Linked DNA regions of Mus musculus: region 2 is linked to region 1. A link is a loop called in an ENCODE intact Hi-C map of the cell type or tissue named here. Cell type or tissue: heart. All regions are shown on one strand. Each heading gives the region's core, and the rest is flanking DNA. Links, peaks and the distances in the headings are about the cores only.

Region 1 (7,457 bases), core at 862-5,861:
GGTGTCCAGGAATGAGCCACTTTCTGAGAGAGGCCAGGGCAGCCACATGCTCTTTGCAGCGTGTCATGGGGCCTGCTGGCAGGCACATAACAAAGGCAGTACGCCACCAGGCAAAAAGCATCTCTCAATAGGGGGAGGGACCAAGCTTGGGACCCCTCCAATGGCATCCCCTAAGCCTCAGGAAACAGGTCATGAACATGGACAAAATAGAGGAGAGAGATTCCAGACACTTAGGGTCTAGTTCTGGGTGGAGATAGACCCAGACAGGGGCCTGCAGGGTAGGAAGCTAGGCTGTCCAGGACACTATGCAACCCCACCAATCCTTCCTTACCAAGCCTGTGCTGACTGATGTTCAGGGATGACCTCATCACCCGCTCATCTTGTCCCCAGCACTGAGGAGAGGTCCCTGCTTGGCTCAGCCCTGAGTCAGGGTCAGTCCACCCATCTGGTCTCAGGTTGCTCTTTATCTGTCTGGACAGTCTAGAGGCAAATCAAGGGTAGGGTGTGCCCTGGCCTTTGTCTGGAGGAGCTCAAGGTTTGGATGGTATTTGTTCCAGGCCAGACATTTCCATTTGCACTGTCACATGGAATGTTGCCTCCCTAAATGAGCTCTGCCCCAGAACCTGGTCTTCACTAACCAGCCCCAGGTGAGGGATTCGACTGACACACACACAAAAAAACAGGGAACAGAGAGGAGGATCATCACCCCAGAGAAGCCACAGCTATAGGTTGGTAAAACAAGAGTCCTTGGGACCCCTGGAAGAGGCAGAGAAGATCAAGGGGCCAGCTCTGCTGCAGCTCGCACTGTAATTCCCAGGCTTCTGCTCAAACCTTTACCCTTGAGTCGCTCTTCACTGATTGTGAAGCTTTTAATATTGGGAGCTTATATATATATATATATATAATATTTTTATTAATTCTTTGAAAATTTCAGACCTCTGAGTTTGAGTCCAGCCTCCCCAGAACTAGTTCCAGAACACCCAGGACATCCTGTCTCAAAAAAAAAAAAAAAAAAAAAAAAGCAATCCACTCCAACTTCATGTCCTTTTATTTATTTTTTTTTTAATGTATAACCCACTGAGTCTGGTTTGTGGTGTCCATATACTTATGGGTGTGGGGATGTCCACAGGAGCATGGGCAACCTACCAAGGGCCACAACCTTAAAGAAAACTGACCCTCCCTTTTCCAGAAGCTGCCAACTGTCAATAGTCCCTCAGTTAGAGGTTGAGTCTTGGGAGGCATGGTGAGGGGTTGGAGCTTGTGAGACATTGTAAGATAGGCATGGCTGTTCATGCATGCAGTCCTAGCACTCATGGGGATAAAGCAGGAAGATTTTTGTGAGTTCAAGACCAACCTGAGCTAGATAGTAAGTTCTGTGCTAGCCTGTGCTAGAGAGAGCCCCTGTCTCAAAAATAAGAAATAATAGTTTGTAAGGAACAGAGAGAGCCTTCTCAGCTGTAGGGGAGACCATCCTAGGATTCTGCTTCCCGGAGCCTAAGGAGGCACCTGGCTTGGAAGGGAAATCTGGGTCCCAGCCTGTCTATACATCTTACCCTGCTTACATCTCCACAGCAGAGGTCCAGTACACAGAGAGCCCACAGGCAGCTTTTCCAATGTTACTTGGCTTTAGAATGCCCTGAGAGGATTATTCGTCACAGAACCCTTTGCTGCCCTTTGGGATAGGCATCGGGATGTCACCATTTCAGAGATGTGGAAGCTGAGGCAAAGCTAGCAGGTTCACTGAGAGCTGAGGTATGAGAGGTCAGCCTAGGTGATGGTGGCCTCTCCTACTCCTGTTCCATACCAGGTCAAGCTCCATAGGGCTGAAGTCCCAGGAGTATCCACCATCACTAGCTCAGCCGATGTAGCACTGCATGGCACTGCAGGGATTTAGGGCCCTGTCTCATTCCCTGCTGGGCCCACATGCTAAGTATATGCCCATCTGTGGCAATAGAACCTTCTAGGGTATCCCACAGGATGTCACAACCTTTGCCTTTCTCATTGCTTGCAAGTAAAAGAAAAGAATCACAGTTTTAGCATTTGAACCTGGAGTCCTGCCTCTCCAGGCCCCTTGCTGGACTTGGTTCCCCTGGATTGAGGCCAGATGGGCTGATAGAGGGGACAGGGGCAGCTGCACCAAGTTCCTTCTCTGTGTAGACCCAGGTCCCTGGAGATCTGAGCACTGGACTCTGGGCCTGCTGCCTTGGCCTTGGGGTCTGTGAAAAGGGACAGTCTCTCCCAGCTATGACCACAAGCATTCCTGCTGTCCTTGTCTGAAGCAGCTGAGCCAGCCCTTCTCTCTTGTTTGGAGACTTGAAAGCTCTCCTGGAAGACAGGAACATCCTGTACCTGTGAGCACAGAATGGAGACCTCGGGGCTCTCAGCAGTGCACAAGGCCCATGAGACTGTCGAGCAACAACGTGGTGTGTGCCTAAGGGGCTGAGAACAAAGCATCCAAGTGGCTGTTCCAGCTGCATCCATGCTGGGACTTCATAGACACAGCACCCATCTCTACAACGTCTTGCCTGATGCCTGTGTCCCCACCATGAGCTCATACTACAAGCTGAGTCCCTTGCTAAAGCAGTACCTGGGTGGTGGTGACTAGTTGTAGTTGACAAGGCCCTGTAGCTCATAGCACAACCATGATGTTACTTTGGGTCACCCAAGACCCAGTGTGGGAGTATAGGGACTGCTTGTGCTATCCTCTGTGTGGTTGAAGCCTAGGGGGAGGCCTGAGGCTTCCTGGTTGTGCTGGAGGAAGGGATAAAAGGGAGGGAAGGAAGACAGAGAAAGTTCAATGCCACCATCCCCCTCTATAGACCAATGGAATTCTCTTTTCTATATAGTTCTTTAGATTGACTGTCCTACCCTGGGCTCTATAGAGCAGATCCTAAGCAGGATGAAGCTTGAGTGTCAGTGCTGAGTATCATGTTGGCAAGGAGTAAATGTGTCGACATTGAACTTTCTCCTGAAAGCCACTCCCCTGGGCACTTCAAAGGTGGTTCTCAGAGCCTAGAGACCGCGAGGTGTCCAGCCAAGGAAGACTATCCAGGCATCATGGGCTAGCTGAGATGGCAACAGTCTTCTGCACCCAAAGTCCAGAGGAACCCAAATGTCCCACAGGTTGACTCTTCAGACTGTGTACCTCTGGGCCCAGACTCCAGCCAACGAGGAATCCAGGGTAAAGTTAAGTTCAGCTTCAGAAAGGGATGGATCAGGGAGCTCCCAGGCCTCAGGAGGCGCTGCAGGGAAGGAAGTGGTAACTGTAGCCTACAAGGGACAAGCTTGACACTACCTCCTCCAATTGAATTCACTCAAGAGTTGCTGGAGTGGGTGGGAATTAGTGGATAAGCAGGCTCAATGGAACTATCAGGATCATCTATCTGTGAGCCTACTACACAGGAAGGTCCCCAACTTTTCTCAGGGACTTGGACTTTGTATGAGTGAGTGATCCACACTCTGGAATAAGTGTGGCCATTTGAATCTTGAGAAAATGAAATAAAATGAAAAATACAGTCCTTCGATTTGAAATACTCAGTAGCTGCACAAGGTCAAAGGTTAAGCTGTGGGACAGAACAGTCTCACTGACCATGGGATGGAGTTGGGAGTCTCTAGGAGTTAGGAGGTGAGCCCAAGGTCATAATAACTGGCTCACAGCACACCCTACTGGACACGAGGGGAATGACAGCACAGGGTTGGCGACCAGGTCCTGGAGAGTTATGGAATTAGCCACACAAACGTGGACCAAACCCTTCAGAAATGCTGTGAGATAGATGAGTTGCCAGTGTCATCTGGTTCTGAGAATATGAGAAGAACAAATGGTCAAATGCCAGGAAGAAGCAGAGGGACTTCCAGGGCTGTCAAGGCAGGAGGGATATCTGCCCAGCATCTGGGAACCACAAGAACACAAGGGAGTAACCAGGAGACTAGCTAATAGGTGCTGGAGGAATGGGATGTGTATCTGAGCAGACCTTCCCCTGTGGAGCCCTGATTGGGGTAGGACTGAATATCCTACATTGTCATCATGGCGACATAAACACAAGGCTTCAGCAAAAATGAAATGCATTAGCTCACATGACCCAAGACCTTGGCGGACTGTCTCAGGCTTAGCTCAGTGGTGTTTAGATAATGCCATCATTTGCATACCTTTTCCTCCCTGAGATAGCATCACTTCTTTCTTTCTTTTCTTTTTCTTTCTTTCTTTTCAAGACAGGGGTTCTCTGTGTAGCCTTGGCTGTCCTGGAACTCACTTTGTAGACCAGGCTGGCCTCGAACTCAGAAATCCGCCTGCCTCTGCCTCCCAAGTACATCATTTCTTGATAAAGATGGCCATGAATGGCCCCTTTGCAGGCAGCTTGGAGAAGTCAGGAAAAGGCGTCTCGTTTCCTCAAAGGCGGGAGCTTAGGACTGATAAGAACTTCCAGAGCCTGCATCAGCTTGGAGTTTCCAGATTGTTGTGCATCATGGAGGGCCAAATCCACAATAGGAGAGTCTCCTGCAGCCTTCCCATTCCCTGGACAGTTCACTCTCATTCCCTGAGGAGGGCTTTGGTTGCATGTCTGGTCAGGTCCTCATTCTGGGTTAACAGCTTCAGTGGCGCCTGGCGCTCACCCAGCTACCACAAGCCTCTTCATACACTCCTTGTCCTAACCAGGCACCAAGCCCCTCTCCAGGCTTAGCACTGCTCACTCTCTTTCCTGCCTTACCCTGCTGACTCTTGCAAACTCCACCTGGCTCTGGGCATCCCTGATTTGACTCCTATGATGCCAGCTTTGTGTATTTCTAACAGGGCCTCAGAATCTGTGGGGTTCCCAGGACCTGCTCAGACACCTTTCATGTCAGAATGCTGCTGTGGCTGCCTTCTGGACAATCTCTGAAATTGTTTTCTAAGTGCCACCTGCTGAGATAATTGGGTCTGGGAAGGGCTTGGGCACTCAGCCTAGCCTAGCCTCCTTCTACCCCAGGATCAGTTCTTAAAGCAGGAATCTCTTCCACCCCCTTTACCAGCAAGAGCCTACGTGTGGCTGTCCTGGAACTCACTTTGTAGACCAGGCTGGCCTCGAACTCAGAAATCCGCCTGCCTCTGCCTCCCAAGTACATCATTTCTTGATAAAGATGGCCATGAATGGCCCCTTTGCAGGCAGCAAACTCAAAGTGTACTCAAGGTCCGTGTATGGATGTTGCAGGGTGGAGTAGATGATTGACAGCACTATTCTACCTGGGGGAGCATGACATTGAATTTCAAATCAGTTGAGAACTAACCAACCAAGCAATCAACCAACCAAATAAACAAACCAACAAACAATCCTGACAAGTCTAGAGGGAGCTGGTGAGGACAGGAAGAGGAAAACTTTCTTGCCTTGTTCCTAGTTTTTATTTTGCCCTGGCGGACCCAGGCTGAGAGCCAAACTTGGTTGCCACATGGGTTGAATGAATATGCCTCTTAAAGCAGCCTGTATTGTTTCATGACTGGAGGTTAAGGCCTGAGACTTACATGAACCTAGAGTACCACAAATCCTGCTTGCTCTTTCTCAGCCTTGAAGTGGATCACCTAGAGATGTCTGGATCCTGGGCCATCTGGTACTGTCCAGACAGACAAGCACCAACTATGGCAGCAGGAGCTAGCTACACTTCCTGGAAACATAGAGGCAGTCAGTAGGCCATGGCCCCCTCTATGGGCATCAGGTTTCTCATCCAAGTTAGACTGCTGATCTTTGTTGTGCTGTGTAGATGGAAAAGAGACAAGGTTCATGAGTAGGCTGAAGTTCAGACTGGTTGGCTGTGGCCTGGCATTTGCTCTAACTTCTTGGAGGCTTGCTTTCTGATCCTGGACCACAGAGCTGCTTGGCTTTTGAGAGGTGCCTGCAGGATAGATCTGCCAGTGCTGGCCCAGGCAGCTGCACTCGGCCATGGGTGCGAGAGTGACTCTTGCTACAGAGAGCTGACCTTAGGGTTAGTGTCTGTGTTCTGGTTCCTGCCGTTCCTCTGTCCGGAGCACCCTGAGACAGTCAATACCCACTCACCTAGATTCTAGTTAAGAGACACCCTAGAGACCAATCCAAGGACATCCTCTCTTCTTATTTCTCCCTGACCTGGCTGCCTGCCACATCACAGGCCTGATTTATGGCAACTTGGTTAAATTGTCCTTTTTGTATCTGTGTTGAAGGACAGCACCTGGCCTGTGAACATCTATACAGTGAGGCTAAATCATTACGTTTTAGAACCGTATAGCATCCCACTCCAGGAAGCTAGCAGGGTAGAGACCACTGGTACCCCATTCTATATTTCCCAGGCAAGGTGTAGGTACTCAACTAATGATTTGGGATGAGTGACTAATAAAGGCTTAAAGAGGCATTGTAACTCACGGGAGCTACTCAAGGTTGCTGTTGAGGGGCAGAGAAGAGCAGGAGCCCTGAGATCACAAGCTGGTTTCCTGGAAGAAAACTAGACACCCAGAAAGTATGGAAGGGCAGGGTATCCAGAAGGAGGTCTGCTGCAGGGAGGTTGTTCATTCTCAAGAGGGCATTCATAGAGAAGGGGCTGTCTCATTTGAGCATCTGTGTCTGTCAGCATGGATAGGTGTCCTCACGGCTGGCCTTCATAGGGCCAGCTGTTGAGTGAACCAAGCCCAGCACACAGCAAAGGCTTGTTCCAGCCAGGTGTTACTTGAATACAGAGCTTATAGCCTCTGGGCTCCATCCATCAGCTCTTCAACAGAAACTTCAACCCAGCTTCCCTGGAGGACATCTAACATCTACAAAATGGCTGACAGCTGTGCCCTTCAACCCAGTGATCCACCTGCATGTGCCTCGCTCTGGTGTCCTCCTATTGATGATGTGCATCAGAAGCTAGGACATTTACTACAACAAATCCAGGGACCAAACATGCCCCAGAAGGGATGTGTGGATGCATCTGGGGTTTGGTCCCTAGCAATGTTCTTGCAATCACATGATAGGTCACAAATTTGCCTGTTATTCCAGTTCCAGGCTATCAGACACCTTTTCTGACCCTTCACATTCACCAAGTGCACCTATAGTGCACATATATACATGCAAGCAAAACACTCATACAAATAACATTTATTTTAAAGGGGCTGGAGAGATGGCTCAGGGTCAAGGTATAAGAGCATTTACTGCTCTTTTAGAGAATCTAGGTTCAATTCTCAGCATCCACTTTGGGGTCTGAACCATCTATAACTCCAGTTCTGGGGTATCTGACACCCTCCTCTGGCCTCCTTGAGCACCAGGCACACATGCAGTGCATAGACATACATGCAGGCAAAACACTCATACACATAAGATTAAAATTAATAAATCTTTTTAAAATTACATTCAAAAGATTTGTTTTATTTTATGTGTGTGTGTGTGTGCCTGCTTGTCTATATATGCATCACGTGCATTCAATGCCAGAAAAAGAGTTCTGGAACCCCTGAGACTGGAGAATTGTAAGCCATCATG
Region 2 (7,457 bases), core at 921-5,920, 140 kb before region 1:
TGGTGACACAGGCCTTTAATCCCTGCAATCTTCAGGGAGGCAGAGGCAGGCAGATTTGAGGCCAGCTTGGTCTACATAGTGAGTTCCAGGACAGCCAGAGCTACATAGTGAGGCCATACTTCAGAAAAACAAAACAAAACAATACAAAAGCAAAACATACTGCAGTCCAGAAAAGAGTGGGCCACAAAGAGGAAAAAATAAACAGAATCTCACAGGCAAAGCATTGTTGGAGAATATGAGGTCTGTGGGGCCTGACAGACAGCATAGCATATGCAAAACAATATATAAAAGCACTAATAATACCAACAATCTAACCAAGGACATGTAGGACTTACACAGCACAAAACACTGCTGGAAGAAACTGAAGCCTGACAAATGGAAAGATGCATACATTCTCCAAGATGACAATATTATTAGAAAAATAAAGAATCTGCTGCTCCTTTTGGAATTTAAAAAATTTTTATTTTCTATGTGTGGTCATTTTGATTGCATGTGTGTTCATGTGCTATGTGTATGCAGTACTTGCAAAGACCATAAAAGGGTATTAGATTCCCTGGAACTGGAGTTATTGAGGGTTGTAAGATGGCATGTAGGTTCTGGGAACCAAACCTGGGTCCTCTGTAAAAGCAACTGTGGAGACATCTCTCCAGGCATTCTTTTTTAAATTTTATCCTTATTATTTTAATAATGTGTATGTGTGTGTGTATTTGTATGGATATGTGCATGTGACAGTAGAGGACAGAGTCATTGGATCCCTCTAGAACTGGAGTTACATGTGGTTGTGAGCTGCCTGGCATGGGTACCAAGAATCAAACACTAGCAAATGCTCTTAATGGCTGAGCCTCATCTCCAGCACAAGACCTCATGTTCTTTATTCTTTGTTTTTTTTTGTTTTTGTTTTTTTTTAACCTTGTCTTTCCCAACCTCAGGCTGTTTTATGAACCAATTTCATTGACTTCTGTTAGCTTTTTCTCTTTGCCGTAGACTGTGAGAAGTTGAATTGTGATGTGTCTGTGTAGGCTGAGTCACACACATGCCTTTTGCTGGGAATATATCGAGAGTATTGAAAAATCTAGAAATTGCTGAATTCTAGAATTTTTAAACTTTTCCTTTATGCATATGGGTGCTGCCTTTAATGTTTGTGTGTGTGCCACATGTATTCCCTGCTCATAGATGCCAGAAAAGGGCACAGGATCCCTAGGACTTCAGTTAAAGACAGTTCTGAGGCACACATGGGGGTGCTGGGCATTGAATTCCTCTGGAAGAGAGGGCGATGCTTACAATCACTGAGCCATCTCTCTAGTCTGGTGGGTCATATTTTTTTCAGGTATTCTTTCCTGTCTTCTGAATGGGGACTATAATTATAAGTGTATTGGGTCACTTTACATTGTCTTGTAGATCACTGATGCTTCTTTTATGCCTTTTATATTCTCTCTTTTTTTTTTTTTAAAGATTTATTTATTTATTATATGTAAGTACACTGTAGCTGTCTTCAGACACTTCAGAAGAGGGCGTCAGATCTTGTTACAGATGGTTGTGAGCCACCATGTGGTTGCTGGGATTTGAACTCCGGACCTTTGGAAGAGCAGTCGGGTGCTCTTACCCACTGAGCCATCTCACCAGCCCTTATATTCTCTTTTATGTGTCATTATTAATCGCGTCTTTGCTGTCCATGCTTACTAGTCTTCTCTTTTGCCAAGCCTCTTACTTCATTCTCTAGAAACATCTGGATCTTTTCTCTATTCTCTCCATCTCTATCTAACTTATTCAAAAAGTTAAATATAGCTACAATAACCTATAAATAAGTCTGCCAAATCCAATAGGAAGGCAAGCTTTGGTCAGCTTCAATTGTTTGGTTTTGTTTTGGTTCGTTTACTTTGTTTCTCTCAATGCCTAGAAATCCAGTTTAATGTTATACATTGTGAACTTGATCCACAGTGATTCCTTTGGTAGGAATATTTTTGCATCGCTGTGATTTTGACACTTGCTATCGGGCGATGCTGTGTTACTTGGAATATTTAGAGGTTTGAATCTTGGCTTTAAGTTTCATTCATCAGGAACAGATCAACGTTTATTCTGGTTCCAGCTGTCTTCTGCTGTTAGTGTTCTGCCTGGTGTCTGTTAGAAGGCTTTCTTTCAGTCCTTGTATGAGCCTGTGTACAGCCTCATCCTTGCTTGGTCCTTTCCTCAAATACTGCAGAGCAGATCTCTGTGGGGGAGGCTCTGGCCATCTCACCTCCATTCACCAGCCATATCAGTTTCTGCAGTCTCCCAGTTTGGCTCAACTTATTGGGGGCACCAGAAAGCAATGTGGGAGGAATCAGGGATCTTGTACACTTACTGTGTTTTGGGTGAACTATTCTCTTCTGCTTGGTCTCCGTGCCTCGAAGCTTCCTGCACTGAGTCTGTTCAGGTGAAGAGTGACCTCAGCCATGCTTCACTCGTGGTGAATTCCTTCTGTCATGATGTGCTGCACATTTCTCTACACTTTCTCACACAGGTTTAGCTCTCTGGGGAGCTGGGGGTTGGTGTGACAGATGCCAGGCTCTTCAGTGTTCTTATCTTTGCCAATAGTTAATCCTGTATGGTATTGGTGAAAAACACCTGGGTTTCTCTACCCTTCCTGAGGGCAAGTCCCTCAGGTAGAAGTTGACCCGTTTCTCCAGAGTCAGGTATCTACCTTTCTATACTTGCCAGAGTCTCTTAGAGCTTTGAAAGCTCGTATACCCTGAGGCCCAGGCAACCCTGGCTGCCCTAGGGAGCTGGCTTTCACAGCTGTGCACTGCAGGGATGGTGGGCCCTGACCAGTCCACTAAGAGATAATGGAATCTTATGTGGGGCAGCACAGAAGGTGCTCTCACCCTCAGTCTCTGAGAATCCCAAACACCCAGTTCTATGATCCCAGCAGTAGAAGGTAAAGGTTGATGTATGCGGCCACAGGAAACTTTAGTAATGCTACTGTCTTGATAGTCGGTGGAGACATGTACAGGGCCCTCATCATTCTAATTATGTGTGTAACTCTTGAGAAAGCCACAGCCTCACACACTGGTTTTGAAATTAAACAAGCAACAAAGCAGTAAATGTATTAAGACTTAGGAAACAAAACAGTAAGAAGAAGTGGAGCAGAACTGTTCATGATAACCTGCCCATGCAGGACAGGTATTGAGCCCAAGTGGCCAAGAGAGAGCGTCACACAATCTCCTGGGTTTGTGATGAGCACCTCAACCAAACTCTCTGGGGCTGAGCCTAAAGGGGCCGTGTGGCAATTTAGGATGCGAAATTAAATGTTATATTCTTCAGGCAGCAAGAAGAAATCTGGTAAAATATTTTCTGCCTTAACAATTCAGCTGAGAGGACAATTTCAGCAGGTCAGATGGGCCCATGGCTGACAGGACAGTGACATGGAACCTGAGTGCAGTCAAGGTAGGAAGAGCCTAGCAGAGTCTACCATGGGTTCTTCCTGTAACCAGTGGGCTCTGAGTAGATTTGGTGTGGGGAGGAGTCTGGTGGAAGAGGAGTCTTTGGTTATAAGACTCACACCAGGAGGCAACTGGGTTCTTCCCTAAGGGAAGGAAGATACTAAATCAAGGATGGAAGAGACCTATCTATAGGAGGGTTCAGGCCTAGTGACAGCAGGATGCAACCTGGGGTCCTACTGGCATTGGATATAAGAGCACGTTTGCCTTCAGAGGAGACTAGAAACTGAGGGATGGTCAAGTCCACTGGCAGCCTGACCAGCACATCCCCTGAGCAAGAGGACACAGATAGGAATCTTCCTAGGGACGTCTCTTCTGATCCTCGCTGCATATTATCTTCCCTTCCAAGGGACTGGCCAGGTGTTATTACATCTAGGGTGAAGATGAGAGAAGAGAACGGTGGCCAAGGTAGAACGGTGAGGTTAGAATTGATAACCAAGACAACAGTATGGTTCCAGCATCATCACCACCCGTTTACGGGTCTTCCAAAGGCATCCAGCAGGTGGCACTGCAGTCACACCTACTTGTTTGGTTCTGGTGAACTCGAAGCATGGTTAGTCTTGTGCCTGATTCAGTCATGGTCTCTGCCAGGGCACCTTTGTAGAGGACAGGCCAGTGTTAGCATCCATCTCACAACATGAGTCTGTGGCCTTCTCAAACTGACATTGACCAGATTTAACAGTGTATCCTTTGAAGAAACTGTTTACCCAAAAGTCTCTGCCACAGTTACCCCTCAGGAAAGGCTGTGCATCCCATATGTAGCCTCCAGGTCAGATGAAGCAAGCACCACTGAACTCAGGGTCCTTTTGCCCCAGGCTTTACTATGACTGGAATGTCAATATAATATAGGAGTTGTAACAGGAGTGGGGATTTGAGATTGGTATAAGATATCACCTGGGTCTCAGGCCAAGAAGGCTTCTAAGCTTCACCTTCTCTGGCTAACAGGTTTGTCAGGAGAGGGTAAGGAAAAGTACTTGGACTTGGGGTTAGAGCTTTACATTGAGCTGGCCACCAGCTCTCAGTCACCAGTCCCCTTGCAAGTTCAGTTCACTTTGGGTGAGGTATAGCAGGGCTGCCCATTTGGGGAATGAAGAGAGCTGCCCCGAGGACAGGCAAGTGTTACCTACTGGAGTCTATAGGTCTAGCAGGGTGCCCTGGGGGCAACATCTTGGGCCCTGAATGCCTGGAGATCTGTCCCATGAGGTAGCCACTCTGGTCATGTTTTGACTCCCTCTACTCAAGGCCCTCTCATCACCACTCCAATCCATATCACCCCAGGGCCTATTGCCATGTAGGATCAGAGACCTGGGGACAAGTTGTGGGAAATGTACAAAAGGCCTTACAACTAACTGAGGCATGGTTGCTGGCTGGCCTTTTGACTGTAGCTAGACCAAGCAGGTGCTTTCTCCTGCATCAGAAAACTATAGTAGATCCAGTCTCTGTGAGCATCAGCTGTGAACAGACCATTGTGAGGGTGCAGAGAATGCCTGAGTGTCTTAGCTAGGGTTTCTATCCTACACAAAACATCTGACCAAGAAGCAAATTGGGGAGGAAAGGGTTTATTCATCTTATACTTCCACATTGCTATTCATTACTAAAGGAAGTCAAGACTGAAACTCAAGCAGGTCAGGAAGCAGGAGCTGATGCAGAGGCCATGGAAGGATGTTACTTACTTCCTTGCTTCCCCTGGCTTGCTCAGCTTGCTTTCTTATAGAATCCAAGACTACCAGCCCAGGGATGGCACCACCCACAATGGGCCCTCCCACCCTTGATCACTAATTGAGAAAATGCCTTACAGCTGGATCTCACGGAGGCATTTCCTCAAAAGAGTCTCCTTTCTCTGTGGATAGCTCCAGCTCCCGTCAAGTTGACACACAAAACCTATCAGTAGGGTCTGGCCCCAAGCCCAGGTGGTAGATAGGGGCAAGGGCCCAGTGCATGGTGGGAGTGAGGTGTTTAAAAGCTGAATAGCTGTGGTTTATGTCTGTGCCTAATGGACATCCCTGTCCAGGGGATAGCAGGTGTTTGAGAAACTCTTTGTCCTAGCCCTCTTACCTTGCACACTATGAGTGCTCATGGTGAAGGTGTGGCAGAGCCTGTGACACATCAGCAGTCTCTATGACTCTTTGCTAAGAGTCATCTGGCAGGGCTGGATCGGGAGTGGTAGGTAGATACAAAAGTGAGAAATGAGTAGAGTCCTTGGGCAGTCTCGAGGACACAGAAACACAGATGGCCCATGTTTTATTCCCTAGAGGGTAAGCTCCAGTAATTTATTTGAGCTGAGAAATTTGCATCAGAAATAATGGTTTTACTACCAGAAATTGAAGTGTGGAGTCTGGTGTATGTGAACTGATACATGTTATTCACATGCCCTGGAGGAAGGGACAGCCAGATGCCCACAAAGGAGCCTCTTCCTGTTGCTGCTTGCGGGATGTGTGACATGATTTAAGCCACAGGGCTAGACCTCAGCTGGGTCTGTAATAGCCTGAGTCTGACAGCTGACCCTTTGTCAACATTCACTCACCCGGTGCTAACTCAGGATGCCCTAGATATCGACAAAGTAGATACTAGAAAGCCTGGTTGCCTTGCTATAAAGATGGGAACACCCACCAGAGGGTAAAACCAGCTGTGCAGAGAGGTTAGCAGCACTGGGAAAGTTGGTACTGCTGCCTAGAGTAGGTAGACTCTCCACCTACCTGTCCCCAGCCTCCCCAGGCTCAGGCCAGTGGGGAGGCAGTGAGAGTTCCTGGCCCGATAGCTCCATGGACAGGCTTGGGTGGACGGAATGAAATACCCATAACCTCTGTATCCACGAGGGTGAGGGAGAAGATCGAGTGCTCCAGCCCAACCTGGGCTGCTCGGTGTCCGAAAAGGGATTGTCTGAGCTGTTCTGCTAAGAGAGCTCCACTTGTCAGAGAATTCCCTGCTAAAGCTACCTACCAGTAGTTGGGCCTTCACTGAGACACCGGACTTGACTTGTCACATGTGTCCTCCCTCATTCCTTTTATCAGAATGAAAGCTCTCTCTCTCTCTCCCTCTCTCCCTCTCCCCCTCTTTATATATAAAATTTGTCTGACCATTTACATGTTAAATGGTGTTAATCTTGCTTTAGGGTGTGTTTAAGAGAATGACACGGATGATTGTACACGACAGAGGTCAGGCTTGCCCACGTTGTTGGTTCCAGGTCACAGTGCCCCCCCCCCCCCGAACTGTCATGAAGAATTCAAGTCATGGTGTTACCTTCAAAGAACTCACTGTCTGAAGAAATGTGTCTGGGAACACGTGCAGGTTACTATGGAAACACATGGGCTACTTGTTGTGGGGGATGGGCCCCGGAGGGTCTGGAGAAGAGGTGTTGAAAGATAAATGAGTCTTCCAAGCAGAGCGGGGCAAGGTGGAGGTGGGGTAGAGGACATGTCCTGGACAAGTAGGAAGCTCCTGGATGCTTGAAAACCTCAGACAGAGGCCGCCATGTGTATCCACACAAAGCTACCAGTGTGCTTAGCAAAAAAACACTATCACCCTGGGGGATGAAAAACTTCCAGTCCTTTCAGCTGGCTTGGGTGACAGACAGAACTGCTGCTAGTTACATATGGCCTGTGGATGCTCCTGCTCTGAAACCTGGGTCTGGCTGAGCTATCCAGGCTCTGGGAAGAAACAGGATGGTTCCATCAGTATCACCTTGTATGGAGGGACTATGGGTCTCCACCTCTCAAAGCTCTCTGATCCCAGGTCCTGAAGGGATACATATTCTTTTGCTCTGAACCATATTGTATTTTCCCCAGGCAAAGTCCTGCACAGTTTAACCCACGTAGAAACAGTTCAGTGGGGAGTGGTGTCCCTCGGTGGCCAGATATAGGGACCCAGAACATCAGGAATAGTCTCGGGTCTTCTAGCGGGCTTCCAGAGGAAGAGCCATGTTATGTCCCCTCCTCCTTCTCTACCTTGGCCCCACTCAACTCTCCTCTCTCTTCAGCAGCT

What was found. A loop is a pair of places that touch in the nucleus more often than their neighbours do. Peaks named below come from ENCODE experiments on the same cell type or tissue, not always from the same donor. Only the 100,000 strongest peaks of a DNase experiment are listed, where the experiment ranks them.
Region 2: a loop joins it to region 1, with 6 times the contacts of the local background. A loop is called at or near these places in 16 of 42 quality-filtered maps.

The regions. Positions count from the first base shown.
Region 1 is chr2:180,921,572-180,929,028 of GRCm38, reverse strand. Birc7 (baculoviral IAP repeat-containing 7 (livin)) reads right to left here and starts at 6. Exons shown (of 7, transcript NM_001163247.1): 1 at 1-6. In heart, for the core only: a CTCF peak has its summit at 3,678; a DNase peak (open chromatin) is centred at 3,668; H3K27ac peaks cover 390 bases.
Region 2 is chr2:181,056,891-181,064,347 of GRCm38, reverse strand. No RefSeq gene overlaps it. Among named protein-coding and RNA genes, the nearest start is that of Chrna4, 21 kb to the right of the region's middle. In heart, for the core only: CTCF peaks have their summits at 3,775 and 3,974 (motif pointing right); a DNase peak (open chromatin) is centred at 3,967; H3K27me3 peaks cover 3,249 bases.